2 separate regions of the Homo sapiens genome follow, and region 1 is linked to region 2. The links are chromatin loops, found by intact Hi-C in ENCODE. Cell type or tissue: endothelial cell of umbilical vein. All regions are shown on one strand. Each heading gives the region's core, and the rest is flanking DNA. Links, peaks and the distances in the headings are about the cores only.

Region 1 (15,594 bases), core at 4,905-8,904, 93 kb after region 2:
AAATAGAGTAATTGTTTTAGAAATGAACATGTAAAATGTGGATCCTAGATTTTGCTGCTAAACCATTATCTTTCCTTTAAAATCTGCTCCCTTGTTTTAACATTTGTTTCAGTTCATGTCACCCTCATTCTGCTTGTGACTTGGACTTGACACCTTGATGTCTTCCATAAGTTTTTCCTCCTCACCCCTTTACCCTAAGTCCTGGTGATTTTTCTTTTTTTTTTTCTTTTTTTTTTTTTTTTTTTTGAGACAGAGTCTCACTCTGTTACCCAGGCTGGAGTGCAGTGACATAGTCTTGGCTCACTGCAACCTCCACCTCCCTGGTTCAAGCGATTCTCCTACCTCAGCCTCCTGAGTACTGCAACCTCTGCCTCTTGAGTTCCAGTGATTCTTCTGCCTCAGTCTCTCTAGTAGCTGGGATTACAGGCACATGCCACTGCACCCGGCTAAATTTTGTATTTTTAGTAGAGACAGGTTTAGCTCTGTTGGCCAGGCTTGTCTCAAACTCCTGGGCTCAAGCCATCCACCCACTTTGGCCTCCCAAAGTGCTGGGATTACAGGTGTGAGCCACCATACCCGGCCCTGATTTTTCTTCCTCTTACATCCATCCCTTTCTCTCAATTCCTGATGTAGCCACCCTGGTTCAGGCCACCTGCACCATTAAAATTCAACACCTGTTGCTTTCTGATATCATTTTCATTTATTTGGTGAAAAATTCTTGAGGGTCTCTTGTGTGTTGGGCTGTATGGTGAGGATTCAGCTGGAAAACACAATTTCAATTTCCTTGTCTTTGGAAATTTACATTTTAATGAGGGAAACAAGTCTACCACCAAGTGCAGTTTAGTGAGATAGTTAAAGGATTCAGAAGAGACACCAAAATCTCTCCTTGTTTCATGGCATTGTGTTTTGATTCATGTAGTTTTAATATTTAAAGCTTTTTTCTTGTTTTCAGATGTTCACTTTGTACTTTAATCCCTCTTGTATCCCTAATGGATGTGGCAACACCTAGTTACTATATTCTTAATAATAGCCTTCCAAATGATGTTTGACCAAGAAACACCTTTCACCCCTCTCTTCAGACAAAATAAACCTAATTTCTTTTTTTTTTTTTTTTTTTTGGAGATGGAGTCTCACTCTGTCGCCCAGGCTGGAGTGCAGTGGTGCAGCCTCGGCTCACTGCAAGCTCCGCCTCCCGGGTTCACGCCATTCTCTGCCTCAGCCTCCCGAGTAGCTGGGACTACAGGCGCCCTCCACCATGCCTGGCTAATATTTTGTATTTTTAGTAGAGACGGGGTTTCACCGTGTTAGCCAGGATGGTCTCGATCTCCTGACCTCGTGATCCACCCGCCTCAGCTTCCCAAAGTGCTGGGATTACAGGCGTGAGCCACCGCGCCTGGCCAAATAAACCTAATTTCTTCATAGGTGCCACAGCCCTATTACTAACTATCTGAATCTATTATACTTAGGAGTCTAAAACAGTACCCAGATGGGCTGGATCAAAAAGCCTTTTAGAGCAGAGCTTCTCACACATAGACTGGGATTTTGTTACAGCACGGATCCTGATTCGGTGGGTTGTGGGTGGCCTGAGCGTGTGTTTTCTGAGGAGCTTCCAGGTGATGCTGCTGCCGATTGGAAATTGAACATGTGTTGTGTTAACAGGGTTTTAGAAGATATAAAGAGATAAGGAATTACGATAAAAACAAGTGGTGGGGTACCTTTTCTTCTAGCTATATGGTTGGATCCTATAGTCTGTCCACCCTGTTAACTCTCATTTGCTCTCGCTAATCTCAGTCAACAATTAACTATCCGGCGGGGTTGGCTCTTATCCCTGCACCCAGAGACAGTGAATCCTGCCAGTGATCTAACCAGAAAGTTGCTATCCTCTATCCACCACTTACCCCCGGGGAGTGAGTCTCCTGCATGTCTTGGGGAGCTGTGATAAAGTATGCACCCACCTTACGAGGCTATGATATGACTCCCAGAGGCCCCAGCCATTGAGTAATGGAAAACCCCGTCTTTAGCAGTGAGAGGTGTTCCTTTTGGCACTGTGCCTCCAGCCAGCTGGTTTGTGTAACAGTTGGGCTCCAGGAATGGCTTCTGAGGCAAGTCTGTATCCTACCATGTGTAATCAGGAACTGGCAGAAAATTTATCTTTAGCTTTTAAGATTCCCATTAGAGATTCTCGTAACTTGTAACCTTGGCTGTTGAGTGACCTGCCTGTGACCTGCTGAAAGAGCCTGCCAGAGTGGAATGCAACTGTCTCCTTATTCTGCTTGAGTGTTTTTCCTGATGATTGTGGATCTTTTACTGACCCCACCTATACTCTTCTATTCTGCAGATATTCTTGTAGACTTACGACAGAAAAGCAGTTGCTACAGGCAATTGGCTCCTGAATCTTTCCAGCCAATGCTAGAAGGAATTATTTTCATCTCTTCTTAGGGAACTTTCCTATGGAATTCCCCCCACAGATTGGATTGCAACAGTGGCTTTTAGATTCATGAGATCTATATTAAAACAAACGGAGGAACCTTGATGATATCAGGCTGGCAAGGAGGAATTGGTAAATGGCCTGGCTCTGTGGTTTTCCAAGTTCAGCTTGTATCAGAATCACCTGGAAAGCATTAAACAAGCTTACTTATTATTTGCTAGGCCCTGTGCCCCAGGTAGTTGTAATTGCTGGGCAAATTGCTGGGCCCTGGGCCCCTCGTAGTTCTAATGCAGCAGGTCTTGAGCATAATCTGAGAATTTGTAACATTTCCTCTTCCTCCCCATGTCTTGTGAACAGAACAGTGATAACCATAGAGCAGGGTACATGTTCACAGTTGCACCTGCACTGTTGATTGTCGTCACCATTATTACCCCCGAGTCCTCATAGATTTGTTACTTGTTTTTTGTTGTTGTTTTAAACACCAAGGCCCAAGGAAACAGCAATTCTTCTGGTATACCTGGCAGCCTTTTATGGTAAACCAGCTCACTTTCTGTAAAGCTTCTTAGTTTATTCTAGGAGTAGAGACCTGATCTTCTTTGGGAGGGATATATAGAAGCATAGGATGGGAGCAGCTGGGAAACTTGCTTCCCACCCACCTTCTTAACATTAAAAATTCAAAAAATTAATTTGAGTTTTTGGCAGCTGAGACAGGGTGAAGGAAGGGAAAGTTGGCTGATCTGGGTCTTTTCATTCTTCCACATCCCTTAGATATATCTTGTTTGCATTATGAAGATAAGATGTTGATTTGGTTTTTGTTTTGCTAGCACTTCTTATTATTGAAGGTGACTAATACCTGCTTTCTGTTGAATGCAGTTCAGGAGCATCCCAGGAGGAACAGAATGATCTTGGTCTTGGTGACCTTCCCTCTGATGAGGAGGAAATCATCAACAGTTCTGATGAAGATGATGTCAGCTCTGAGTCAAGTAAAGGAGAGCCTGACCCACTGGAAGATAAACAGGTATACTTTGGTACTTAATTGCTTCTTGACCTCTCCCTATGCTTGGGAATGATATTTGTCTGCATAATAGGCACAGAAACCCTTGTGAGTTTTCTTAAAACTTATAAAACACTTTCAAAATTTAAATTTAATTCCTGCTATAATGTGGCACCTAAAATATTCTCATGTTACCAAGTATGTATCACTTAGAGATTACTTAGTGATTTTTGAGAAATTATTATTTTGAGACAGAGTCTTGCTCTGTTGCCCAGGCTGGAGTGCAATGGCGCCATCTCAGCTCACTGCAACCTTTACCTCCCGGGTTCAAGCCATCCTCCTGCCTCAGCATCCCAAGTGCCTGGCATTACAGACACCTGCCACCACGCCTGGCTAATTTTTGTGTTTTTAGTAGAGACGGGGTTTCACTATGTTGGCCAGGCTGGCCTCAAACTCCTGACCTCAAGTGATCCACCCGCCTCAGCCTCCCAAAGTGCTGGGATTACAGGCGTGAGCCATGGTGCCAGGCAAAGAAATTCTTTTTCCTAATGTCCAATGGCTTGCTTTTTGATAACAACCCCCCCCCCCTTAGAATTGTTCCCTGTACTGCTACCAATTTTTTGTAGATTTTTTTGAAATAAAGAAATTATATGCATTTTAGACTCAAATTATTTTGGGAAAGAATAAAGATGGCTGTTAATAGTACATCATCATTTGCTTTGAAATAATCCAGTGTGTGTATGAGTTTGGGGGGAGCACAGCATACATGAAGATTGTCTATGTGTTCAGAGTTGTTTAAGATGCATGAGGGCTGGGCACGGTGGTTCACACCTATAATCCCAGCACTTTGGGAGACCGAGGGGGGTGGATCATGAGGTCAGGAGATCAAGACCATCCTGGCTAATGCAGTGAAACCCCATCTCTACTAAAAATACAAAAAATTAGCCGACCATGGTGGTGGGCACCTGTAGTCCCAGCCACTCAGGAGGCTGAGGCGGGAGAATGGCGTGAACCCGGGAGGCGGAGCTTGCAGTGAGCCGAGATCACGCCACTGCACTCCAGCCTGGGTGACAGAGTGAGACTCCGTCTCAAAAAAGATGCATGATGCAGGGGTTCATTATAATGTCTCTCTAGTTTGGCATGAATATATTTATCTCTTTCATTTGAAACCACATTTTTTAAGAGACATTATTAAAGGGAAAAAGTTAGTACATCAACAATATCCCCAGGAATGTTACAGCAATATGGAATTTGAAAAGATCCACATAGCATAGCAAGCCATGGAGAAAATTCATGTGCCATAATTTCGCCTAATTCCTGTGCCATAATTTTATCAATCTATTGTTCTTCCTGTTTAATATTTTTGCCCTGTTTAAATTTATCTTCAGGCTTAAATGAATGGCCCACGTGCAGCAGTCTGAATTTAAGTCCCAGATCCACCAGCTATGATCTGGTCAACTTTGGGCCAATTATTTAACCTTTTGGGACTAAAGAGTACCATTTTATAGATAAAAAAAAGAATAGTACTCATAGAATTGTGAAGATTAAATAATCTGATACATGGAAAGCATTAGAATATTGATCGGCACATAATAGCTCAGTGATCATTTATTTATAACTAGCCAGACTTCATTTCTATGCTGTGAAGTATTAAATCATGGTGTTGGGAATAACCACTATAAATTACTTAGGCTAGTGAATTTGTAAAACCCCTAAGACAGATGAGTGACTCTCTTCTTAAAGACCCACAGCACTCAGCAATGTATAGATTTTACTTTGACTATCAAGTAATTCCTTTTGTGTCTTACTGGTGTCTGTCTTGCTTTAATTTGAAAGCTCGTTTTCCATGTTGCAGCTTCATGGACATAGATTCTACAAATGTTTATAGAATTTGCACTATGTTCCAGGTACCACTGGTATTTACTAGAGATAAGCAGTACTCAGGTTCTAAGCTTCTATGTAGCCAACGTTCTTTTCTTTTGAGAAGGAGTTTCGCTCTTGTTGCCCAGGCTGGAGTACAATGGCGCGATCTCGGCTCACTGCAACCTCTGCCTCCCGGGTTCAAGTGATCCTCCTGCCTCAGCCTCCTGAGGAGCTGGAATTACAGGCACCCATCACCATACCCAGCTAATTTTTGTATTTTTAGTAGAGACGGGGTTTCACTATGTTGGCCAGGCTGGTCTCGAACTCCTGACCTCAGGTAATCCACACACCTCGGGCCTCCCAAAGTGCTAACACTACAGGCATGAGCCACCCTGCCCGGCCTAGCCTATGTTCTAACAGGATAAGAGGAACCTACTGTGCTTAATCATAATCAGGAAGAACTTCAGAGTGTTACAAGCTATGAAGGAAACAAATCAGAGTGATGTGCTACAAACCCAGGAAGGTACTTTGGGAAAAAGCCTCTTAGAAAATGATATTTGCCTGGGATTTAAATGACTGGAAAGAACCAAAGCCTGTGAAGAATTTGAGGAAGAACATTCAAATTGTCTTCTTTTTTTTTGAGACGGAGTCTTGCTCTGTCTCCCAGGCTGGAGTGCAGTGGCACTATCTCGGCTCACTGCAACCTCCACCTTCCAGGTTCAAGCGATTCTCCTGCCTCAGCCTCCCGAGTAGCTGGGATTATGGGCACCCACCACCATACCTGGCTAATTTTTGTATTTTTAATAGAGAAGGAGTTTCACCATGTTGGCCAGGCTGGTCTTAAACTACTGACCTCAGGTGATCCACCCGCCTCAGCCTCCCAAAGTGCTGGGATTACAGGTGTGAGCCACCACGCCTGGCCTCAAATTGTCTTCTTGAGGGCCATAATTAAATCAATCCTGACTCTCTTTGAAAAGCAACTCCCAAGTTTTTTCTTTTCCTAGCAGACACTCTTTTCTATTGTTTTGGTCTAGTTGTTTGTTTTGCGTGAATCTTTTCCCATTTCTTTCCATACTTCTTGGAGCACTGACCAAAATTGGTTTCCACATTCTATCAGGGATCTCACTGATACATCGTATAAAGGAAGGATTAATCTTTAACCCAGCAGTGTTATGTCTGTTTCCAACACATCCTGTGATAACACCGCCTGGTTGACTCACTCATTCTGTGGGCAGTGGAGACTCCCAGGGTTCCTTCCTCTGCGTTTGTGCCTGCCTTTCCTTTCCCTTCCTGTATTTATATTACTGTTTTATGTTATTAGTTGTGCTATATTGCAGTAGCCCTGTTAAATTTTTATCCTTTTTTTTTTTAAAGGACTATTTCTTTAGTTAATCATGGACATTGTTTTTAGTGCAACAGAGTACATTTATTTTTTTCATCATCTCAAGCATTTACCAAGCCTTTATGTGATTGTGTTACAGACATTCCCATTATACTCTTATTTTAAAATATACAATAAATTGTTGACTGTAATAACTCTGTTGTGCTATCAAATACTAGATTTTGTTCATTCTATCTAACTGTGTTTTTGTACCCATTAAATATTCCCAATACCCTCCACCCCTAATTATGGACATTGAACATTTTTTACCTGATGCCACTAGTACTAATAATTTCCCTCCTTTAGAATTCTCAGCCACGCTAATGAATTTTCTCTTTCTGTCTCTTCATCTGAGACAACAATAGCACTAATAGAATAGTCTCTTTCTTTCCAGACACTTGTTAATCCATCTGGCCACAGCCTGGTGAATGCCCTTCTCTTAAGTAATTTGCTTTCATAGTTGTTAGAACACGGTCTTTGGAGTCAGATTGCCTGGGTTCCCACCACTTACTAGCTCTGTGATCTTGAACAACTTACTTAATTTTACTTTGCCTTAGTTTCCCCATCTGTAAAAAGAAGAGGAAAAAAAGTGGACACTTGACTTTATTTTCTAAGATTGTTGTGATTATTAAGTGATTATACACTGTTTAGAACAGAGCTTAACACAAAGTGAATGCTTAGTAGATTTTTACCTATTATTGATTTTTTTTTTTTTTAAGATGAAGTTTCACTCTTGTCTCCCAGGCTGGAGTGCAGTGGTGTGATCTCGGCTCACTGCAACCTCTGCTTCCAGGGTTCAAGTGATTCTCTTGCCTGAGCCTCCTGAGTAGCTGGGATTACAGGCATGCGCCACTACACCCAGCTGATTTTGTATTTTTAGTAGAGACGGAGTTTCTCCATGTTGGTCACGCTGGTCTCAAACTCCTGACCTCAGGTTATCTGCCCACATTGGCCTCCCAAAGTGCCGGGATTACAGGCGTGATCCACCGCGCCTGGCTGCTATTAACGATTTTTATGAAAATAAGCAAGCCAAATCTTAAACATCTCAAATCAAGCTTTCTGTAATCTTACCAATAAATATATTGTTTCTGGCTTGGCTTTTCTTATCTTTGATGAGTAAATATGAAACTTATTTACATGTAAGGTAGTATTTTGTTTAATGGGAAAACTTGAAATTTGGCATCCTAAGACCTGGGTTTTAGTCTTAGATTTGTCACTTACTAACTGTATGACCTTGGTCGAGTAATTTTTTAAAGTCAGTTTATTTACACGAGTATCACTTCACAATTGACTTCAGGTGACTTAAAAAAAATGTGTGTAATACAAAAAGTCAAAATGTTTTTTTTAAAGAAATCAGGTTGTCAACATATAAATGGTGCTGGAATCACTGGATATCCACCTGCAAAAGGATGACATTGGACCCCCTTCCTTTCAACATACACAAAAACTAACTCAAAATGGATTATAGACCTAAATGTAACAACTCAGGCCCAGTGCGGTGGTTTGGCTGGGCGCGGGGGCTCACACCTGTAATCCCAGCACTTTGGGAGGTCGAGGCGGGCAGATCACTTGAGGTCAGGAGTTCGATACCAGTCTGGCCAACATGGTGAAATCCCATCTCTACTAAAAATACAAAAATTAGCCCTGTGTGTTGGTGCATGCCTGTAATCCTAGCTACTCAGGAGGCTGAGGCAGGAGAATTGCTTGAACCCGGGTTGCGGAGGTTGCAGTGAGCCGAGATCACACCATTGCAGTCCAACCTGGGTGACAGAGCTAGACTCCATCTCAAAAAAAAAAAAAAACCTCAAACAGTAAAAAGATCAATCACCCAGGCTTAAGAATCTGAATAGACTAAAGAAGATATACAGTGGCCAATAAAGATGTAAAAAGGTGTTCAACATCATAAGCCGTTAAAGAAATACAAAGCAATGCTTCAGTGAGGTACCACTGCACACCCACTAGGGTAGCCATAATCAAGAAGATGTACAGTAACAACTGCTAGTCAGGATGTGGAGAAATGGGAGTCCTTATAGGATCTAAAATGGTGCAGCCACTTTGGAAAACAGTCTGGCAGCTCTGAAAAGTTTAAATGTAGAGTTACCATATGACCTAGCAATGCTACTCTTAGGTATCCACCCAAGAGATATGAAAGCATATGTCCACACAAAAACTTGTAGAGGAATGTTCATAACAGCATTATTCATAATAGTCAAAAAAGTAGAAAGGGCCAGGTGCAGTGGCTCATGCCTGTAATCCCAGCACTTTGCGAGGCCAAGGTGGGCAGATCACTAGGTCAGGAGTTCGGGAGCAGCTTGACCAACATGGTGAAATCCCGTCTCTACTAAAAGTACATAAATTAGCCAGGTGTGGTGGTGCACATCTGTAATTCCAGCTACTTGGGAGGCTGAGGCAGGAGAATTGCTTGAACCCGGGAGGTAGAGGTTGCAGCAAGCCAAGGTCATGCCACTGTACTCCATCCTGGCCAACAGAGTGAGACTCTGACTCAAAAAAAAAAAAAAAAAAAAGTAGAAAGAACCCAAATACTAATCAAATGATGAGTGGATAAACTAAATGCTTTATATTCCTACAATGGAATACTATTCAGCCATAAAATAGGAATGAGGAATGACTGATAATGGGCATGGAGTTTCTTTTTATTTATTTATTTATTTTTTTTGAGATGGGGTCTCGCTCTGTCACCCAGGCTGGAGTGCAGTAGTGAGATCATGGCTCACTGCAGCTTCAACCTCCTTGACTCAAGTGATCTCTCGTCCCTTCCTCCTTAGTAGCTAGGATTACAGGTATACACAACCATGCCCGGCTAATTTTTTTTTTTAAAGACATGGTCTTGCCATGTTGCCCAGGCTGGCATCCAACTCCTGGCTTCAAGCAATCCTCCTGCCTTGGCCTCCCAAAGTGTTGGGATTATAGGCATGGGCCACTGCACCTGGCCTGAATTGTATGCTTTAAAAGGGTAAAAACCTATTTTGTAGTATATGAATTATATCTCAACAAAGCTGTTATAAAATAAACCTTGCTGAAGGAAAAACAATAGTGCTAATGGAAGATTTGTACAGAGTAATGTATATCATGTAGTCCTATTCATTAGCTGAGGATGGGCCACAAATTTGGCTTTCTAGCAACTCAGGAAAAGTCGGTGATATCAGGCTGGGTATGGTGGCTCATGCCTATAATCCTAGCACTTTGGGAGGCCAAGGAAGGAGGATAGCTTGAGACCAGGCTGGGCAACATAGTGAGACCTTGTCTCTACAAAAAATAAACAAGATTAGCCAGGTGTGGTGGGGCAAGCCCCTGGGAAGTTGAAGCTACAGTGAGCTATATTCAGGCCACTGCACTCCAGTCTGCACTCCAGCCTGAGCAACAGAGCAAGACCCTATTGAAAAAAAAAAAAAAAACAGAAAAAGAAAAAACAAGCCAGGCATGGTGGCTCACACCTGTAATCTCAGGACTTTGGGAGGCTGAGGTGGACAGATCTCTTGAGCCCAGGAGTTCGAGACCAATCTGGACAACATGGCAAAACCCCATGCCTACAAAAAAAAAACAGACACAAAAAATTAGCCAGGTATGGTGGTTCATGCCTGTAGTCCCAGCTACTCAGGAGGCTAAAGTGGAAGGATCACTTGAACCTAGGAAATGGAGGTTGCAGTGAGTGGAGGTCATGCCACAGCATTCCAGCCTGGGCAACAGGGAGGCCTCATCTCACTTAGGAAAAAACAAAATTGGCCGGGCGCGGTGGCTCATGCCTGTAATCTTAGCACTTTGGGAGGCTGAGGCTGGCGGATCACCTGAGGTCGGGAGTTCGAGACCAGCCTGACCACCATGGAGAAACCAACCTGTCTCTACTAAAAATAAAAAAAATTAGCCAGGCGTGGTGGTGCATGCCTGTAATCCCAGCTACTCAGGAGGCTGAGGTAGTAGAATCCCTTGAACCCAGGAGGCGGAGGTTGCAGTGAGCCGAGATCGCACCATTGCTCTCCAGCCTGGGCTACAAGAGTGAAACACTGTCTCAAAAAAAAAAAAAAGAAAAAAAGAAAATTGATACACATCTGACATAGGTACTGTTTTTCTTCATGTTGCATGAAGAAAAGGAGTCTTATACAAGTTAAGTAACTTGCCTTGGAACCCCAAGTTGGGGTTTTTAACCCAATCTGTCTCTACTAACAACTTGGTACAGCCATGGAAGCTGAATGATGTCAATGAAACATGTTGAGGTGAAATACCTAGCCATGCTGATCTGTCCTGTTCCCTTTTCTAAATTTTTATTTTTATAGTTTTTGGTCTTTCCTTTCAGGGCTTAAATGCTTGTTTAAAAAGTAAGATGTATTTATTCTACTTGTTTGTGGTTAGAATATTCATCGTCTTCATCTTTCTTATATATTGATTTCCTTGTTTTTTTAAAAAATCTTTGTAAAGTAGCTCATATGATACATACTTTCATAAAGAAAGGGCGAAAACCTAAGAGAGCATTGTTTAGAGATTAATCATGATGTCACCTCATTTTTGAAATAACTTAATGATAAAGAGATGTTTCTCAGGCAGTCTGGATGTTAACATTTTTTGTTTTTTATTAGAACTCTAGAGTAGGATAGAAGAGGCCTTTTAATAATTCTATTAAAAAGTAATGGATAGGCTGGGCATGGTGCCTCCTGCCTGTAATCCCAGCACTATGGGAGGTCCAGGTGGGTGGATCACTTGAGGTCAGAAGTTCGAGACCAGCCTGGCCAACATGGTGAAACTCCATCTCTACTAAAAATACAAAAATTAGCTAGGCACAGCAGTGTGTACCTGTAGTCCCAGCTGCTCGGGAGACTGAAGCAGGAGAATTGCTTGAACCCGGGAGGTGGAGGTTGCAGTGAGCTGAGATTCCCGCCACTGCAGTCCAGCCTGGGTGATAGAGCAAGACTCTGTCTCAAAAAAAAAAGGAATGGATAAATTTCACTGAATGTCACTTGTAGTGAACACATATGATAAGAACACAATTAAGAATTTACAAAGCTGCTGAGGCAGGAGAATGGCGTGAACCAGGGAGGCGGAGCTTGCCGTGAGCCGAGATCGTGCCACTGCACTCCAGCCTGGGTGACAGAGCGAGACTCCGTCTCAAAAAAAAAAAAAGGAAGGAAAAAAAAAAAAAGAATTTACAAAGCTGGGCTAGCGTCAAGAGATTGGAACATAAAACTAGATTTCAGATCAAAGGTTCTGTTTTGGAATTTGTTTGACTTATTTTATGACCTTGACAAAGTTATTTCATTTGTGGCTCATGTTTCAACTTCCACAACAGTGTACTTTTGGGAGACGCTGTTATTTAACAGGGAACTGCTTTGAAATGCAATGTAATTTAAGTGAGGATTTTCATTAGCTGAAAAGTTGAGATGCCATGGGGTGTGTGTTTTTCCATCGCTGTTTGACTTGGGTCACAATCAGTCATTGTTCTTACAAGTTGGAGATAATATAGAGCTTTTAATTTTTTTTTAATTTATATTTGACTTTCTGTCCACTTTGAAGATGATTATAATCCATTGACTTATTTCTAATAATTTTTATACCTCTTTATTTAGCTCTGTAGCTTTCCTGGTTTAGAAGGTAAAATGGACAATGGAATATATAGACTCCTAGAACCTTAGAATTGGAAAAGACCTTAATCATTTAGTCCAACCTCCTACTCTTTTATGTGATTAAAGCTTTTAGTTCATTCGAGTTTGCATTTTTGTGTTATGCAACACATCTTCAAAAGCAATATGCTCTGTCTCAGATTCTGAGAAGGTGGCAGCCATCCTTATACACATTTGCTTATTCGTAAATATTAATTGCACAGTGGACCAAGCAGCGTGCTATGTGCAGAAGGATACAGGGTGAATTAGATCGGAGACTAGAGGGAATTCAGACATTTCAGCAAGTAAACACAGTCTACTGGGTTAAGTCCTATAAATATTACATGAATAAGAAAATTATCTTGTCCTTTGATAGTAGGAGGGAAAGAATGTCAAGGGAGCCATCATAAAAAAAAAGTTGGAGTGTTGTCTTAAAGGACGTTTGGAATATGAAAGGCAGAAATCTTCAGGGAGAAGGAGAAGTGCTGGGGAAGCAAGTCAAGGCAAAAGGAAAGGTATATGCGCAAAGGGACAGACACAGAAGGGGAGAGCATGGCTGGAGTTGCAGCGTGGTGGGTTAGAGAGTACACAGTGTGGAGGAGGAGGGAGAAGCCTGGTGAAGGTGAGTGGACATGTTGAGAAATGCCTAATACCCTTGGCGAAAGAAACTTGAATCTTTGTTATCCATCTGTGATAGGGAGCTGCTAACATTTAGCCTGAGAACTAACCTGGTTATATTTGCATTTTAGAAATATTCTAGTGGCAGTGTACAGAAGGGGTTGCAGTGGGGTAAACACAGAGCCAAGGAAACCTTTTAGGTTGCTGTAATAGTGAGGGCAAGAGGTAAGGAGGCAACATCAAAGGAGAGGAAAGGATCATTTAAGCTTTAAATCTTCGGGACACATTGATAGGACTTGACTCAGTTGTAATAATAAAAGGTGACTATGGGGACAAAAAAGAAGAGTCCAGGTTTCTGGCATTAATGAGTTGGTATCTACAGTAGCTAGTATAGGAGTAGCTGATGGATTGTGTTTAAACGGTGATTTGGAGTCATCAAATGCTTTATTCTTTGTGAAGCCTTTCCTGATTGACACACCTCTGCCTGATTATGGTCTTTCTCTTCTTCAAGGTGGCAGCACTTTTCATAGTTGTGCTTATATGTAGTTATTTGTATGTTCAGTTCGTTTCCATTGTTCACTTCTTGAAGGCTGGGGCTATTTATTTATTTATTCATTCAATTTTTAGACAGAATCTCACTCTGTCACCCAGGCTGGAGAGTACAGTGGCGCAATCTTGACTTACTGCAGCCTCCGCCTCTCAGGTTTAAGTGACTCTCATGCTTCAGCCTCCCAAGTAGCTGGGACTACAGGTATGCACCACTGTCGGCGCCCAGCTAGTTTTTGTATTTTCAGTAGAGACAGGGTTACACCATGTTGGCCAGGTTGGTCTTGAACTCCTGGCCTCAAGTGATCCACCTGTCTCAGCCTCCCAAAGTGCTGGGATTACAGGTGTGAGCCACCGCACCTGGCCAACTGGGGCTATTCTTATTTATCATAGTCCCCTGCAGCCTTGAACTCCTGGGCTCATGTGATCCTCCTACCTCAGTCTCTCAAGTGATTAGGAACTACAGGCACATGCCACCATGCCTGGCTTTTTTTTTTTTTTTTTTTGTATTTTTCAGGTGTCACTATGTTGTCCTTGCTGGCCTTGAATTCCTGGCCTCAAGTGATCCTCCTGCCTCCCAAAATGTTGAGATTACAAATGTGAACCATGGTGCCCTGTGTAATTCCTTCTTCTAACACCTACTTTTAATGCTCCATTTTAGACCTACACAATCAGAATTTCTAAGACAGTACCTGGGAATCTGAAATTTAAGATCTGCCTGTGATTCTAATGATCACTAATGTTTTCAAATTTATATGTAGAGCAGTGAATGGGCGGGTGGTAGAACAGTTTTTTCTTATTAACTTTGCTATCAAATGACAGAAAGTCAGTTACTAACTTCAGATTTTAAAATGAAAGTGTAAAGATGGTACTGACATCTTTCTCTTGAAAATGATCTCAGAATAACAAGGAGAAGAAATATGAATTCTGTGCTCAGTGACATTAGGAGACAGAAGAAAACCCTGTCGACCTAATGGGAAAAAAAATGAGCAAACTTAATGTAAGTAGAGAGTTTATTTGGGTCAAATTTGAGGACTACAAGCCTGGAGCATAGATCCAAGACTCCTGTTAGGAGCAGTTACAAGTGGGTTTTTTGTTTTGTTTTGTTTTTGAGACAGAGTCTTGCTCTTTTGCCCAGGCTGGAGTACAGTGGTGTGATCTCGGCTCACTGCAACCTCTGCCTCCTGGGTTCTAGTGATTCTCCTGCCTTAGGCTACCTAGTAGCTGGGATTACAGGCACTTGCCACTACGCCTGGCTAATTTTTGTATTTTTAGTGGAGACGGGGTTTTACCATGTTGGCCAGGCTGGTCTCAAATTCCTGACCTCAAGTGATCCGCTCACCTTGGCCTCCCAAAGTGCTGGGATTACAGGTGTGAGCCACTTGGCCCAGCCACAAGTGGGTGTTTTTGTTTTTGTTTTTGTTTTTGAGATGAAGTTTCAATGTGTCATCCAGGCTGGAGTGCAGTGATGCAATTTTGGCTCACTGCATCCTCCATCTCCTTGGTTTAAGCAATTCTCCTGTCTCAGCCTCCCAAGTAGCTGGGATTACGGGTGTGTGCCACCATGCCCAGCTAATTTTTGTATTTTTGGTGGAGACGGGGTTTCACCATGTTGGCCAGCCTGGTCTTGAACTCCTGACCTCAAGTGATCCGGCTGCCTTGGCCAAAAGTGCTGAGATTACAGGCATGAGCCACCATGCCTGGCCACAAGTGGGTTCTTTGTTTGTTTGTTTTGTTTTTTTGAGACAGAGTTTTGCTCTCGTCACCCAGGCTGGAGTGCAATGGCATGATCTTGGCTCACAGCAACCTCTGCCTCCTGGGTTCAAGCGATTCTCCTGCCTCAGCCTCCCACACAGGTGGGTTTTTTAAAGGAAAAGAAGAGGCAATTCCTAAGTTGTTTGTCAGTAATTTATATTAAAATATCATAAGCTGTTTGATTGACTTTACATTGTTCTTTGTTTCACAAATTCTAGGAACATGGAGACTATGGGTGGAGGCAGCTGGTCAGGGACAAAAATGCCTTCAAACAGTTGCACCTGGGCATGGGGGTTGGGCCATCACTGAAGTCTCATACCCATGTTTCTCTGGGCCTGATAAATTTTGCATACCTCACATAGCTCAGTTTGCTCTGAGCTATTTTTCATTTTTCACACCG
Region 2 (15,594 bases), core at 6,251-10,250:
AACTAATTTCCTATTTTAATAAATTTAAGTGACAGACTTATTGTCATGCAGTCTTTGGGTGCTTACTGTATGCTAGATGATGTCTGATCACTTTACATGGATTAACTCATTTGATCCTAACAAAAATCCAATAAGGAAGATGATGTTATTATTGCCATTTTAAACACGACTAAAGCAAGGTATAGAGAGGTTAAGAAACTTGCTTAAAGTCACTTAGGAAGTAACTGATACAGCCAGTGTTTGAACTTAGCCATTCTGCTCCTAGAACCTGTTTTTTTGAAAAGGGAAGGATTTCCAGTTGCCAGTTTATTAACATGCCATGATGCAAATCTGCCATGTTGAGAAATTTGTTTAAAATGTCAGACCTAGCAAAGCCAGACTCTTTCGACTTCATTCTTTGGATGAGTAAAGGAAGAGACTTCAAGTTTTTTCCTTGTTTAAAAAGCAGTCACAGAAGAACAGAACTTTCTTCCTGTCTGTTATTGTCATTCCCCCAGGAATGCATTTCCAGTTTTAACATAGAATTGATGATGGAAATTAGCTTCAAAATAGGCAATCTCACTTTACAGTAAACTTTCACAGGATACAACTATAATATCTATATTCAGGACTCCAGAAACATTGCTTAGTTTCATATATAAACAGAAAAGGATATTTTTTCAGCATATATAGGGTAGCTAGCCTTGCTGCTTGGAAGTTGGCTCTTAGAGTTCGGTAGACAGCTTTCCGAAGACCGATGAGATGCTGACTTGGATGCTGTCCAGCTTTATTAAATGGGCAAGCAGCACTGACCCTGTCAAGCAAACTTGAAAAGTAAAATGTGATACAACTGTACAGGTGTCCTAAAGTTTTTGTTTCCTAAATCCACAATTCTATTAAATGTAGAAAACAAATTCCTCTTTCATGATCTTCACTAGAAAATGATTATACATATGTCAACTCAGGTCTCATAAAATAGTCATTTCTGTGACTAGATATATATATATATGTATATATAGACAACCACTAAAAAAAAGACAAAAAATTAACATCTCAAAGAGCAAAGGCTTCCTCTGATGTGGGGAAACAATGGATTCTGGCTGAGATATAACAGAAATGTAGAAATATTTATTAAGAATCCACATCTTTTTTACATAGACACTATGCTTGCTAACATATATTAGAGAAGAGCTACTTTATATTCAGTTTTCAAAACCTATATCCATAGGAAGTATGAAGACCTTAATTATAAACACTTTTAAATTCTTAATATACATTTACATACGTTCATCACATATGTTCACTGATCATATTTTGGTCACTTGTACAGAAAAAATACTGTATAGAAATACATTCTGTACATTCATAAAAGTAGGGTAAAATTACTTACCCACCTGCTGCCACTGGCACTTACCTACTCAAAATGAAGTAGGGGACGTGGAAAGATAACAGGACCAGTGGCCAACAGGGGAATACAAGTAGAAAGGCAAAGTAAGGGTTACTGCATAGTAGCATAGCTACTCTCAAAGCTGTTCAAGAGGAAGCACATTTCATGGCACTTCCCATAAGATTAATGGGGAGTACCTAATTTGTAACAATGACATACAATGTATTACATTTCATAACTTACAGTATATATGAGTAAATACCTGGTTATCAGATAAATTTTTTCACCTAACCAGTAATCTTTCCCAACAGTAAAACAAAATATTGGCATTTGTAAATTGCTTATACTATAACACAAAGCTATAAAACAACACACCTAACTCAAAACTTTAAAAATGTTAAACCATACTAAAATGTATTCAGGTATTAAAAATCTATAAAAACCAAATTTTAAAAAATCTATAAAAAGCAGAGGATGATGACTGACAGGCTTATGTTAAGACAAGGGAATGAAGGCAAAAAAGGTTTCAATTATTTGTGAGAGAGGACAATTTGAGTCAGAAACAAAACAGCATTCATGATTTCAATATATGGCACTACTGCTTGTGCTCCATTTTACTAAATCAGTTTTAAAAACTGTCTAATTTTGAAAATGTCTAAAAAATTATGATTCAAGACTTATTATTCATTTTTCAACCCATTATCCAGTTAGATAGAGACAAAGGAAGCACAATTTCTTCCAATACTTCTCTTCGTCTGTCATCTGAATGGGTAGAAGTCATAATCTGGAAGGTAAATCATGTCTAACTGGCCCACTTTACCTCTTCGTGCAAATTCCATGGGGACAGATAAAGTTGGAAAATGACACAAGGCACAGAATCCTCTATACACGCCTAACCATTAGTTGAACAAAGCCACTTTGTTCAACCAGTAAGTCCTCTCAATAAAATAAAAAGGAACTATTACTTTTTTTTTGTTTTTGAAACGGAGTCTCGCTCTGTCGTCCAGGCTGGAGTGCAGTAGCGCGATCTCGGCTCACTGCAAGCTCTGCCTCCCGGGTTCATGCCATTCTCCTGCCTCAGCCTCCCGGGTAGCTGGGTCTACAGGCACCCGCCACCACGCCCGGCTAATTTCTTTTTGTATTTTTAGTAGAGACGGGGTTTCACCGTGTTAGCCAGGATAGCTACGATCTCCTGACCTCGTGATCCGCCCGCCTCGGCCTCCCAAAGTGCTGGGATTACAGGTGTGGGCCACCGTGCCCGGCCGGAAATATTACTTATTTTAAGCATGATTTTTTTAAACTTTTAAAATTTGACACTTAAACAACTTAAAAACGTGCTATCCTTTAAGTCAATAAGAAGTAGACTTCAACTAATGCAACGACAAAAATCAACAGATGCTAAGAACTTTTATACTTTTTTTTTTGAGACCAAGTCTGTTGCCCAACCTAGACAGAATCTGTTGTCTCCAGTTCTGTTGCCCAAACTGGAGTGCAGTGGCACAATCTTGGCTCACTACAGCCTCAACCTCCTGGGGTTTAAGCAATCCTCACACCTCAGCCTCCCGAGTAGCTGGGACTACAGGTGTGTGCCACCACGTCTGGCTAATTTTTTATTATTTGTAGAGATGGGGTTTTGCTAGATTGCCTAGGCTAGTCTTGAACTCCTGGGCTCAAGTGATCCTCATGCCTCGACCTCCCAAAGTGCTGGGATTACGGGTGTGAGCCATTGTGCCTGGCTGACTTTTATACTTTGATTGAGAAGAAAGAGAAATTATAAAATCCATCTTATGTCTTGGGATTGTGTGTAGAACACAAGAGAGTAAAGAACAAGATAACTACTGGGATTCTTCCATTTCTCTATTCCATGATTTTTTAGAAACAGTGTTTATCTCAAGATTGTGTAATGTTCTAGAGCAGAACAGAGTGAAGGATGCGATGGCTACCAGAGGTTCTTCACTCCCTCTTTTCATGATTTTCTAGATACGACTAATTAAGAGCTATGAATGTTCTTCACCATATGCTTACTTTCCCCCACCTATAGATTGCAAAAGTTATATAGGTTATATAAATTATTAAATATACTAGCACACAACTGTCATCTGTTAGTGTTTGGCAGGTGTCCAGTGTACTGCAAGCCGGGTTTAGAATCAGATGGAATGGATATGAATATTTACCATTTATAATTCTATGCCTTTAGTTGTATGCAAAAGTGACTAGCATAGTATATGGAATATAGTTGGTGCTCAATAAATGTAACTTTCCCTTTAATAATAGATTAAGTAGTCAATATATCCTACAGCTTAATATACTTACAGCTAGACTGGTGAATATTTAATTTCCTGTAAGAATGGAAAACATCACTATTTGCATGATATTCTGAGAGTATCAGTGCTATAATATCTGCTAATATTTACCTGAACAGTTATTAGTACATGTCAAGAGTTTTCAAAATGCATTTATAGCAGATACGTCTATCATAAAGAAGGCATTTGAAAGGGAGTAATGGGAGCAAGCATTTACTGGGTAACTACTGCACGTTAGGTTCAGTATCAGACACTCTCTATATATTATCTCATATAATCACATGGTAACATACAGAAATAATCATGATCTCCAAAGTACTTTAGTTCCTCAAAGCAGATAGGCAGAATCATACTACATATTAAATCTAGCACATAATGTATTTATTCCTTCACTTAGCAGTTAATTGACTTTAGTAAGTACTAAAGAGAAAAGCACTTTTTTTTCCTATAAATGCAACATAGAAATGAAAATAGGTAATAAATATTCTCCTTTATGGAATAGAAAATAATCATTTAAGAAATAAAATAAAAAATGAACTCACAGTGTAAATCCTCTGGAAATCACTTCGGTTTCTTGAATGAGACGTAAAGCTTTTCTCACGAGGTTAGTAAAAGCTCGGCTGTTTGTGGCCATATCTTCCAAATGAACGCTGTATTTTTTTAGGGTCACTTGTAGTTTGGCTGTCCTCCATAATCTCAAAGCTCTTATGACCAGATACACAAATAGAATCACTCCCCATACCAGCCAGGAAGACACAATCCACCAAGTGGGAAGCATAACGAGCAAGCTAATGAAGGCAAATAGCATTGAGAGATCCCTGGGAACAAGAAAGGAAGAAAATGATATGCATCAGATTAGAGAAAGAAAGATGAATTACTTTAATCAGTAAAAACAAAATTTAAATTTAGGTTTACTAAATAAATAAAATGCTAGCTTCTTTGTAAAGCATAACTTAAAAATATATGACATTTAAGAAGGTGATGTGAAAGATTTTTAAAATACCTCGCAACTAGACAATAGTGCTTAGGTATTAACATCTGAGCTGATAAATTTAAGTAAGAAAACAGGTATCTTCTGGAATCAGGTAAAGCTGATTTCACAAAAGAAACTCAAATTCTCTGTAGGTGCTGACTGAATGCTGGGCAGAACCAACAAAAGGCCTCTACATTTCCTACATATACAGAATCTGGAGCTAGAAATACCACCCATCGCCTGCAGGATAAAATCAAACTTCATTAGCTCAGTCTACAAAATCCTTCAGAAGTTGGCCCAGAACATGTCTTGAGTCAGATCAGCATCCCAGCCCTCAACTCCAAGCATTGTAAACCAGAACATCTCTTCCTTCTCTTTCCTTTTTGCCTGGTGTCATCTTATATTTAATACCAAAATCCTATGCGTTCAAACCTTCCTCTGACACCAAGTCTTCTGTGAAGATTTTGCCAAAAGCTTGAAATAGTTACTTCTAATTTTAGCCAACCCCTCTTCTGTGACCCCAAAGAAATTGCTACATTTCTCTTTATGACATTAATAAAAATGATAATAAATATAACAATAGGCATCTTCTGAAACCACTTTTAAAAAAATAAAAAATATATGGAATCCTTAACCTAAAAAGCAAATTAGAGATTTTAAAATCCGATTTTATAGATTTAAAAGTAAAAATACTATTTCAGAGATATTATAAATCCCTTTTCCTAAAATCAAACTTTATTTGCATAGAAACACATACTAGATCAAGAATATGTACACATTTTTCCAATTAGAAATGATACACACTTGATGAGTAATTGTTTGAATAAAGTCCTCTAATTTTAAATAATCATCATCAATTTGGAATATACATACTTACCACAGACCATGATATGGACAAGGTTTGTACTTTTATACTACTTTAATTGAAACAAAAATATGTACACATTTTAAAATTCATATCAATTGCAAGTCTAACAGACTAAAATACATCTTTAAAGCAATGAATGCTTTGGTGAAAATGTGTATATATAAGAAAGAGGGGGCCAGGCACAGTGGCCCACGCCTGTAATCTCAGCACTTTGAGAGGCACAGGTGGGAGGACCACTTGAGCCCAGGAGTTCGAGACCAGACTGGGCAACACAGTAGGACCCCTTCTCTACAAAAAATTTAAAAATTAGCTGGGTGTGGTTGCATGCATCCGTAGTCCCTGCTATTCGGAGGCTGAGGCGGAGGGATCACTTGAGCAGGCTGCAGTAAGCCGAGATCATGCCACTGCACTCCAGCCTGGGTGGCAAAGCAGGACCTTGTCTCAAAAAAAAAAAAAAAAAAAAAGAAAAGAAAAGAAAGAGGGGAGTATAAGGGGGATGTGTCTGAGAATAGCTGAAAAACAGCAATATTTGGAAAGAGTTATAATAATCATATTGCAAAGAAAATCACATGCAATTTCTTATTAAATATTTGCCCTGGCCAGGTGCAGGGGCTCGTGCCTGTAATCCCAGCACTTTGGGAGGCTGAGGCAGGCAGATCACTTGAGTTCAGGAATTCAAGACCAGCCTGGGCAACATGGCAAAACCCTGTCTCTGAAAAAAATACAAAAATTAGCCAGGTATGGTGGCATGCTCCTATAGTCCCAGGTATTTGGGAGGCTAGGGCAGGAGGATCACTTGAGTCTAGGAGGCTGAGGCTGCAGTGAGCTGAGGTCACACCACTGTACTCCAGCCTGAGCAACAGAGACCCTGTCTCAAAAAATAAGTAAATAAATAAATATTTGCCCTAATTTCCTTTAGAATCCTTTACTTTTCAGATAATACTGGCAATACCATAAAGCAAAATCTCATCATATACTTTTGTATGTTAATAGTAAACTCTAAAATCATTTATAGGTCTCATAGTTGCTTGATTATATTTGTGGGTAAAGGAAAGTTAGTAAAGTAGTAAATTCTTAAAACCTATGGTTCCTTCTATCAGCTCCTTAAATTCTTGTATTTTTGAAGGATAAGAAGCTTTACTTCTTCATGATCATATCTGAGTGACTGCAGAATGAAGCATTTGTCAGTGTGACAGGGAAGACATAAATACAGAACCTTGAGGCCAATGAATGTAACTGCCTATATAACTTGAACAGTTTGAATAGTGATTTAGTGTACTTCTTGATTCATTCCTCCCTTCTATGTCAAATTTAATAAAGTACTTTAACAGGAAGAAGACATCAATAATTTTTTATATATAATCGCTTTTTGCTACACATTCTTTTTTTTTCTTTTAACAGATTATTGCTTGGGACTTCTGCTCTAGACCCAAATAGTTCAAGAGGTTGAAAAGTTTTAGGATGGTCTGAATGAATCATCAAATCACATTCCCTGTGATCTTTTCTCAGCCAACACAGCCAGAATCAACTGCCTACCTCCATGTCCCATCCTATTCTTGGTGTCTCTACAATATAGTTACGATAAAACCTATTAATTATAAAGAAACACAAAGAAGGTTAGGTTTGCATGCACACATGTGAATAGGTGTATGGGTAAAATAAATTCTTTTTTTTTTCCCCTTAGAGACAGGGTCTCGCTTTGTTGCTCAGGCTGGAGTGCAGTGGTGTGATCACGGCTCACTGCACTCTGCAACTGCTGGGCTCAAGCAATCCTCCCATATCAGTCTCCCAAGGAGCTAGGTCTACAGACATATGCCAACATACCTGAACTCATTTTTTCATGTTTTGTAGAGATGGGATTTTGCTACGTTGCCCAGGCTGGTCTCAAACTCTTGGCCTTAAGCAATCCTACCACCTCAGCCTCCCAAAGTGTTGGGATTACAGGCATGAGCCACTGCACCTGGCAGAGTAACTTTTTGGCACTTGTTATACCCATTTGCTAGGTTGCTGAGCACAGAACTAATTTTAATGAGTTGGAAGTATATAATAACCAAATTGGATTTTTTTCCCTAGCTTCACTTTAAATAGTATTTACTTTAGAAAGGCACTTTTTCCCCCCATATTGTTACTTTAATTGTACTGCTAAATGTATGGAATGTTTATGCCTTTACAATGGAGAGCACAATGATGGGTTTCCTCTGCTAATACTCTGTATGTAAGCAGTCAAAGAATAGGTGTTTTCTGGACAGTACCAAATATTAGGGGTTGCCAGGGAGCAAAGTGTTGGAAGGTGTCCATTTTCCTGTTGTTGAGATTGCCCTGCAGACAGGATACTGGGATCAAGTAGCTCAATCAGCTCCACATCCTCTTGTAACAGGACTTCCTGTTGCAGGATGGTATGTAATGAGTCGAGTCGGAATCCAATATCCTTGCCATTAAAATACCAGAAGAGAGGTATTAACACATATATAATATTGCATTAAACGCTAAGCTCCTAATGTACTAATAAAATTTGGTGGTGTTTATTTTCAGAAGATACTTCAAGAAGAAACAACAGTCCAATCTACCTTCAGTATGATAGCTGGGTTTTATTTTCACTGTAAATGTGAAACAGTAAAGGTTGAGATAGACATTATTGAGCCATCAGATGTAAAAGATAAATTTTTAATAACAAGATGTAAAGTAATTACAGATTAACAAACTTGTCTAGTTAAGCCTAATTGATTAAATTGCTAGGGCACGACATGGAAAATATAATCCTATAACATAAAAGATGCTGTCCCTGAAGCTGTAACAATATAGCCAATATTTAAGAATTTTATTAGCAGGATCAAGGCCTCCTAAAAATGGATATTCAGATATTTAAAAATACACTATTAAGGAATGCAATGTAAAATCACACTAACATTTGCATAGCACTTTATAGTTTACAAAATGCCTTCACATATACGAGCTCATTTATTTCTCCTTCTCTTCTTTCTATTCATCTATCAAGGAATATCTTCTATAAGCCAGGCATCAGGCTTGACACTGAAGACACAAAATGAAAAAGATATACAAGTCTCTATTCTTAAAGAGTTCGTAGTTTAATGAAGTGACCCAAAAAGTAAACAGTTGCAATATAACATGCAAAGGAGTGTGATGAAATACACCTAGAGTACTATGAAAATGGCATAGAGGGACCAAGCCTGTAATGAAGTCAGAGAAAGTAAAAGAGGTGAAGCCTGAGCTAAGTTTTAAAGGATGAACAAAAATTGACCAGACAAAGGAGTTGGAGAAGTGGGATGGTACAGGATAAAAGCCTTTCTAATTTGGGGAAGTGTGAGTCGTCGATATTAGATGATATTATTAATAGATTGTGCACAGAGTGCACATGGTAGAGAGGTGAGAGATGAGGTAGCACTGTTAGGGCAGATAGGTGAATTCTCACAGTAACCCTGTGATGTACCTTATCATCCTCCTCTCCATTATGTAGGGGAGAACACCAAAGCCCAAAGAGATTAAGTAACTTTCCAGAATTTTGATTTCAAATCCTAAGCGTTTGGTAGCTGTGTTTCCCTGCATATAGTCTGCCTCAAAAGAAAATTTAAAGTTGTATTTTGTATTAAATTTAAACAAATAGAGGCCGGGTGCAGTGGCTCACGCCTGTAGTCCCAGCACTTTGGTAGGCCAAGGTGGGCGGATCACCTGAGGTCAGGATTTCGAGACCAGCCTGGCCAATATGGTGAAACCCCATCTCTACTAACATACAAAAATTAGCTGGGCATGGTGGCACATGCCTGTAATCCTGGCTACTTGGGAAGCTGAGGCAGGAGAATCTCTTGAACCCAGGAGGCGGAGGTTGCAGTGAGCCGAGATTGTGCCACTGCACTACAACCTGGACAACAGAGCAAGATTCCGTCTCAAAAAAAATAAAAATAAAAAATAAACCAAAACCAAACAAACAAATTTAGTACTAGAGTGATCCTACTATATGATCAAAATAAAGAGAATGATGGACAAGGCCATTAACAATTAAAGTAAAACCTGTTAGGTCTAGGGTGTGAAGGCAACAGGTTTGCTCTTCTTAGTTAATTTAATCATCCCCACACCACACATTCCAGGCCTCGCTGATCATAATGAGGACTTCAGTAAGAATGAGGTGAACCATATATCAAACTGAGCCCATGACCTCTTGATCAGGGTTATATGCCACTTTTAGAGAAGAAGATTTTTAATATTAGGTGCATTTAGATATATTTTATTTATCTTCAGTCCAAAAAGAGAGCATCTTCTCAATGGAATGTTGATCTTTCTTTTAGCCTGATATGGCTTTTTTTTTTTTTTTTACCATCTACTGACACACTCTGCATGTACCTCTGCAGCACTTTTATGTTTCATATTTGAACAACTGCCTCTTCTCTCTTCCCACAATTCTGATTCTAACATTAGGAACCACTTAATTTGACATCCCACCCCACTTTCATAAAAACAGAGCAACACAACTCACTTTATACTATTGTTCAGAGGGGAGAAAAAAGGAGCGCAGGGGCATGGTAGCTTTTTGAGTAATCTCTGAAATTGATCTTACTATTTGGTTCCCCAATTAGACACAGCCATATTCAATGCAAGTATTAAAAATCAAACTTTTGCTACAAAAGCTTTAGACCATACCTTTTATGAGACTTCTATGTACCTATATAAGGTAAGTTTGAAGAAGCCTAACGAGTTGAAGGCTAAAGCTGACAGAGAGTGGAAAAGCCAGTAATATTCAATGGCAGTGCTCTCTCTTCACAGATATTCTACTTAATCAGTTACTCACTTTCTTTAACACCATTCCCTGGCATCAGACTTATGTGTAAAACTGGGATAACACCTCCCCAAAACCAACGTGCTTAGAGGAAGTATTAATAGCATTAGGAATATCTGATTTAAGAATGTGACAAACCCACTGGGCACTGTGGTTCACCCCTGTAATCCCAGCACTTTGGGAGGCTAAGGCGGGCAGATCACTTGAGGCCAAGAGTTCAAGACCAGCATGGCCAACAGAGTGAAACCTCATCTCTACTAAAAATACAGATATTAGCCAGGTTTGGTGGCGTGCACCTGTAGTCCCAGCTACTTGTGAGGCTGAGGCACAAGAATTGCTTGAGCCTGGGAGGCAGAGGTTGCAGTGAGCCGAGATGGTGCCACTGTACTGCAGCCTGAAAAATAGAAGGAGACTCTGTCTCAAAAAAAAAAAAAAAAAAAAAAAAAGTGATCAACCAACAACCTACAATCATCTATGAATACAAATAAACTTGAAAGGCACCAAGACACTCCAAATAACTAAAACAATGTTATCTTAGTGATTAGATTGCCTCACGTAGAGGAAAAACTTGAACTATATACTGATTATTATAACGGTTTAAATTGAATCAGATTAATGAATTAAGTTTCTTTCTTAAGGATAAAATGTAAAATTAGATATTACTCTTTGATTATAAAAATAAGAACTGCAGAAAACATGTTAACTGTGTTACAAGGTAACAATCAAACTACCAGAAAAACTGACACCTGCAAATTAAGAAACATGTCATGACAGTACTATTTGGACTGGGAAGCCCAGATCCAGGTCTCAAACAAATGAAGAAACTGAAAAGGTGCTAATTCTGATCGATTTAAATATTAGCAGGTATCACCTGCATGGCTGGAGGCTCTATGCTCCTGGGATGTGTACTATGTAAACTTTGGCACATTTTCAACAAGTCTGAGTGCCAGGACTTAGTGTCTAGCTTTATATCCTTGCTCCACAACTTAAGCATGTTAATAAGCTCTCTGTGCCAGTTTCCTCTTTGGCAAAAGTGGGATAATAACAGTAGCTACTTCACAGGGTTGTTATGAGGATTAAATAAGTCAGTATCTATAAAATACCAAGAAGAGTGGCTCATAGTAAGCACTGTATGTTAGCTATTACTGTTGTCACTATCTATGCAATAACTGAAACAATAAAGAAAAGCACACGTTGGATATATTACAATACAAAAACTTATAGAACACAAAGTAATTATTACTAGGTTGATGCAGAAAATAAGAGACACAATAGGCTGAAGTTTCGGGAAAGCTTTGAGAAAAAGCTAGGAGTGCTTATTGAAAAGATTCTAATGGATCAAGAAAAAAAAAACAGAAAGTATTCCATCACAGTATAAGAGCACAAACATAGACATACAGAATAAGTACGGAATAAAGGAAAATGAAGACTGGGTTCATTGATACAAATACTGGTGGACAAAGCTGGAAAGGTAGGTTAGGGCCAAATTATGCAGACTCTTTAGTGCTGACGTGACAAATTTGGACTTGATTTGATTGATAAAGATCTTTCCAGGATCTAAATAGGGAAGTGGCATGAGAAAGTACTTAGGAATTCCTTTCTGCATGGATGAAATGAAAGGTTATGAGAAGGCACAGATAAAAAATTAAGAGATTTTGATTTCTTTTTCCTTAGGGATGAAGAAGAGAACTTATTCATTTGTCAGTATTCTTCAAAGATCTTAATCACTTTGGATATCATGGGGCTTTTTATACAAGGATCAAATAAGATAACACGTGTGAAAGCACTTTATAAGCTAAAAGGCACTTAAAAAGTGCCATTACCACTACCCATCATGGTTGCTATAAAGGATTTTTTTAATTTTTAAGAAAAGTACTATAAAAATGAACATTAGTAAAATGTTCAGATATCACAGAGCAATTGCCAATATTCTTACAAAAGAAATGAGGGCCTGCTTCAATATCTGTATAGCTAACAACATTTTAAATACGTCACAATCAAGGGGAAAAAGTCAAGCAATCTCACGCCAAAAGCCACCTTGGCAATTTCTTGTTCCATTACTAGTAAACTAATCCTTAGGTATGTATTCTTATAGTTCTCCATAATATAGGCACAAAAGGGATGCATACAGAAGCTGGCACTGTATAGTGAAACATCACATGAAACATGTGGCCAGTGACACAGAATCAAGAATGAAAAGACCAGGCCTAGGCAGACTATGACTAAATCACAGAAAAATGTATATGGATCCATATACCTTACCACAGTCCTAGTATCACTGAAGAATGAGATGGCTCCACCTGGATAAAAATGGCATTATATGTAGACGATAAGACACTTCATTGACCTTCTCAATACACCTTCAACAAAGATGAAACCCTGAACAAAGAACTTGACAATTTGGATTGCTAAAAAAGTAATTTTAGTCAGCCAAAAAATAATAATACTTGAGCTAGAGAGGTCGTATGCTATAGCAGAAAGAGCATGGCTTTGGAACCAAGAGACCTGGGTTCAAATTCTGGCTCTATCACTTTCTAGCTGAACATTTTTAGACAATTCACTCAGTAAGTTATTAAAACAAACTGATTGTCTGAACCTTGGTTTTCTCGTTACTGAAGCAGACTAAATCTTATAGTGTTGTTTAGATTACCAAATCAAAATGTGAAAGCACTTTGTAAACAATCTCCTTACAAATGTTAATTTACAGGAATGATAATTCTTAAGGTTACAGGCCAGCAGAGATCCTGAAACCTGCTTACTTGTAACTACATTACTCCTTCTGGGAGCCATGAGAACCACATAACTTGAATTTTTAGGCTATACTCCCTGGATTTTGTATTGTTAGGACGTCAGAAGGTTGAAGTATTTCCCCCCTGGAGTTCTGTTACAGCAGAGAGTAGAAAAAAACAAAGCCTCACAAAAATCACAAAGACCTTTCAGGTTGACTGTTTCGAGTCTTTGGGAAATTCTGTGATTTAACAGATTGAATTGATCCCACTAATGACATATTCCTTTACCTATAGAGAGGGATACCTGTCAATGGAGGAAGAGGGCAATAGTAAATTAGCAATCTAACAAATAACGTTTCAATAACTATCAGAGTATTCCATTCTGAGTGGCTAATAACCTCTTTAAAAGCTATAAACAATACCAGTAAGCCCAAATTAAAAGATCCTGAGTTACTGCAGAATCTCTAGTAAAAATCAATTGCTGGCCAAATTGATAGCAAAACAAATTCTGATTCACCAATTATTTCACTAATAACCTAGAACCCTGAAAAGTGGCAAAAAGAAGTGACCACTTACCAACTTGTGAAGTAAGTCATCTTTCTTATTGCACTGAGAAAAAAAAATCCAACTTTTGATGGTTTCAGCCACTTTTAACAGGATACCTTGCTGAAGGAAATGAATGACATTGTATAGGATTATTAAAAGCATACCCAAACAGCAGAAAAACTTCAAAGTACTTACCTCCAATCAATGAGAATTTATATCAGAAAAGGAAGAAAAAAATTGTCCAGGTTATATACCTTGTCAGTACATCTCAGCCTCCTTATTAGTTCCTAAATTTTGTTGCATATCAGGATCACCTGGAGATTTTAGTTAGAAACATATTCTTGGGCCCCCAAACTAAAGATTCTGATTCAATACATTTGGAATGAGGCCTGAAAATCCGATTTTTAAAGAGCAGGCAGAAGTCATTCTGAAGCAGCCCATTTATCCTGGGGAGACTATGTACTATGTCAACATGATGATAGTATTTATTTCAGAAAGAAAAATCATAGGGTGGTTACAAGTTCTCAAATATTAAGACCATTTCATTCCACAATACTAAGTCAAAAAGATACTTTGACCATTTTAGAAAAACTGTCATATATTGATAAAAAAGCTTTACTACTGAATCAACCAAAAATTCAATTTACCTTAATAGCCCATTCCTTGAGCATGCCAGTAAGTGCAGTTTATATTCATTGAGTGATTACTATATCCCAGGTACTGCAAAGGGTCATGGGAAAAAAGATAAATACATGTAACTATTGTTTTCAAGAACTTAGTATAGAAGAAGAGACAATATAAAGAATTACAATCAATGTAAAGTCTGAAAAAGTATTGGAAAAGAGGAGGTCAGAGAGGAGCTAACACTGGAGTTCAGTCCTAACGGATGAGTAGGAATTTAACAAAGAAGGGAAGAACGAGTTGGGCACGGTGGCTCATGCCTGTAACCCCAGCACTTTGGGAGGCCGAGGAGGGCGGAGCACCTGAGGTCAGGGGTTTGAGACCAGCCTGACCAACATGGAGAAACCCCGTCTCTACGAAAAATACAAAATTAGCCAGGCATAGTGGTGCATGCCTGTAATCCCAGCTACTCGGGAGGCTGAGGCAGGCGAATCACTTGAACCCGGGAGGCAGAGGTTGTGGTGAGCCGAGATCGCGCCATTGCACTCCAGCCTGGGTGACAAGAGCGAAACTGCATCTCAAAAAAAAAAGAGAAGATCACTTCAGTCAAGGGAAGAGGATGAAGGAAAGAGCCATTAAAGCACATGTCATGGGGATGGTGGCGCACTCCAGGACAGTTATGACCCAAGAGAAGAAGGGATTAGTAAGGAAGTTAAAAAGGTACACTGAGATAGGTTTTAAAGGATCTTAGACTTACACACCATAATAGTATGAACATTATCCTGTAGGGTGTGAGGAGCTACCAAAGATTTTTATGCAAGGAAGCGAAACAATAAAGAAAAATAATTGGCAATAGTGCAGGGGCTAAACTGGCAGGGTATGATTGTAGACAAGAAGCATGATTAAAAGGATATTCAAGGCCGGGGGCGGTGGCTCCCGCCTGTAATCCCAGCACTTTGGGAGGCCGAGGTGGGTGGATCACAAGGTCAGGAGTTCGAGATCAGCCTGGCCAACATAGTGAAACCCCGTCTCTACTAAAAATACAAAAAATTAGCCGGGCGTGGTGGTGGGCACCTATAATCCCAGCTACTCAGGAGGCTGAGGCAGGAGAATCGCTTGCACCCGGGAGGTGGAGGTTGCAGCGAGCTGAGATCGCACCACTGCACTCAAGGCTGGGCGACAGCGCGAGACTCCATCTCAAAAAAGAGAAAAGAAAATTAATCACTCAGCTAAATAACAATAAAGGCCTTTAAGTTAGGTAATGAGTACAAAAAAGATCATGAATAAGAGTTAGATTTAAGAGACACAGAAGCTGACTTGATGTATCACTTGATGACCAAGGCTATGTCAGCGCGATTGGAAATGGTATGGTAACTGAGAGGGTGGTGATTTGGGACTA

Evidence for each region. Hi-C counts contacts between places; a loop is a spot of excess contacts. Peaks named below come from ENCODE experiments on the same cell type or tissue, not always from the same donor. Only the 100,000 strongest peaks of a DNase experiment are listed, where the experiment ranks them.
Region 1: it touches region 2 in a loop (7-fold over the local background); 1 of 110 quality-filtered maps calls a loop at or near these places.

What each region holds. Positions count from the first base shown.
Region 1 is chr12:95,160,452-95,176,045 of GRCh38, reverse strand. It overlaps FGD6 (FYVE, RhoGEF and PH domain containing 6), which reads left to right. Exons shown (of 21, transcript NM_018351.4): 3 at 3,302-3,446. Among named protein-coding and RNA genes, the nearest start is that of FGD6, 49 kb to the left of the region's middle. In endothelial cell of umbilical vein, for the core only: no CTCF peak of the experiment used is centred there; DNase peaks (open chromatin) are centred at 6,485 and 7,115; H3K27ac peaks cover 2,122 bases.
Region 2 is chr12:95,255,250-95,270,843 of GRCh38, reverse strand. VEZT (vezatin, adherens junctions transmembrane protein) reads right to left here. Exons shown (of 12, transcript NM_017599.4): 3 at 13,605-13,694; 4 at 7,763-7,938; 5 at 4,212-4,487; 6 at 656-793. Among named protein-coding and RNA genes, the nearest start is that of VEZT, 45 kb to the right of the region's middle. In endothelial cell of umbilical vein, for the core only: no CTCF peak of the experiment used is centred there; a DNase peak (open chromatin) is centred at 7,793; H3K27ac peaks cover 2,881 bases.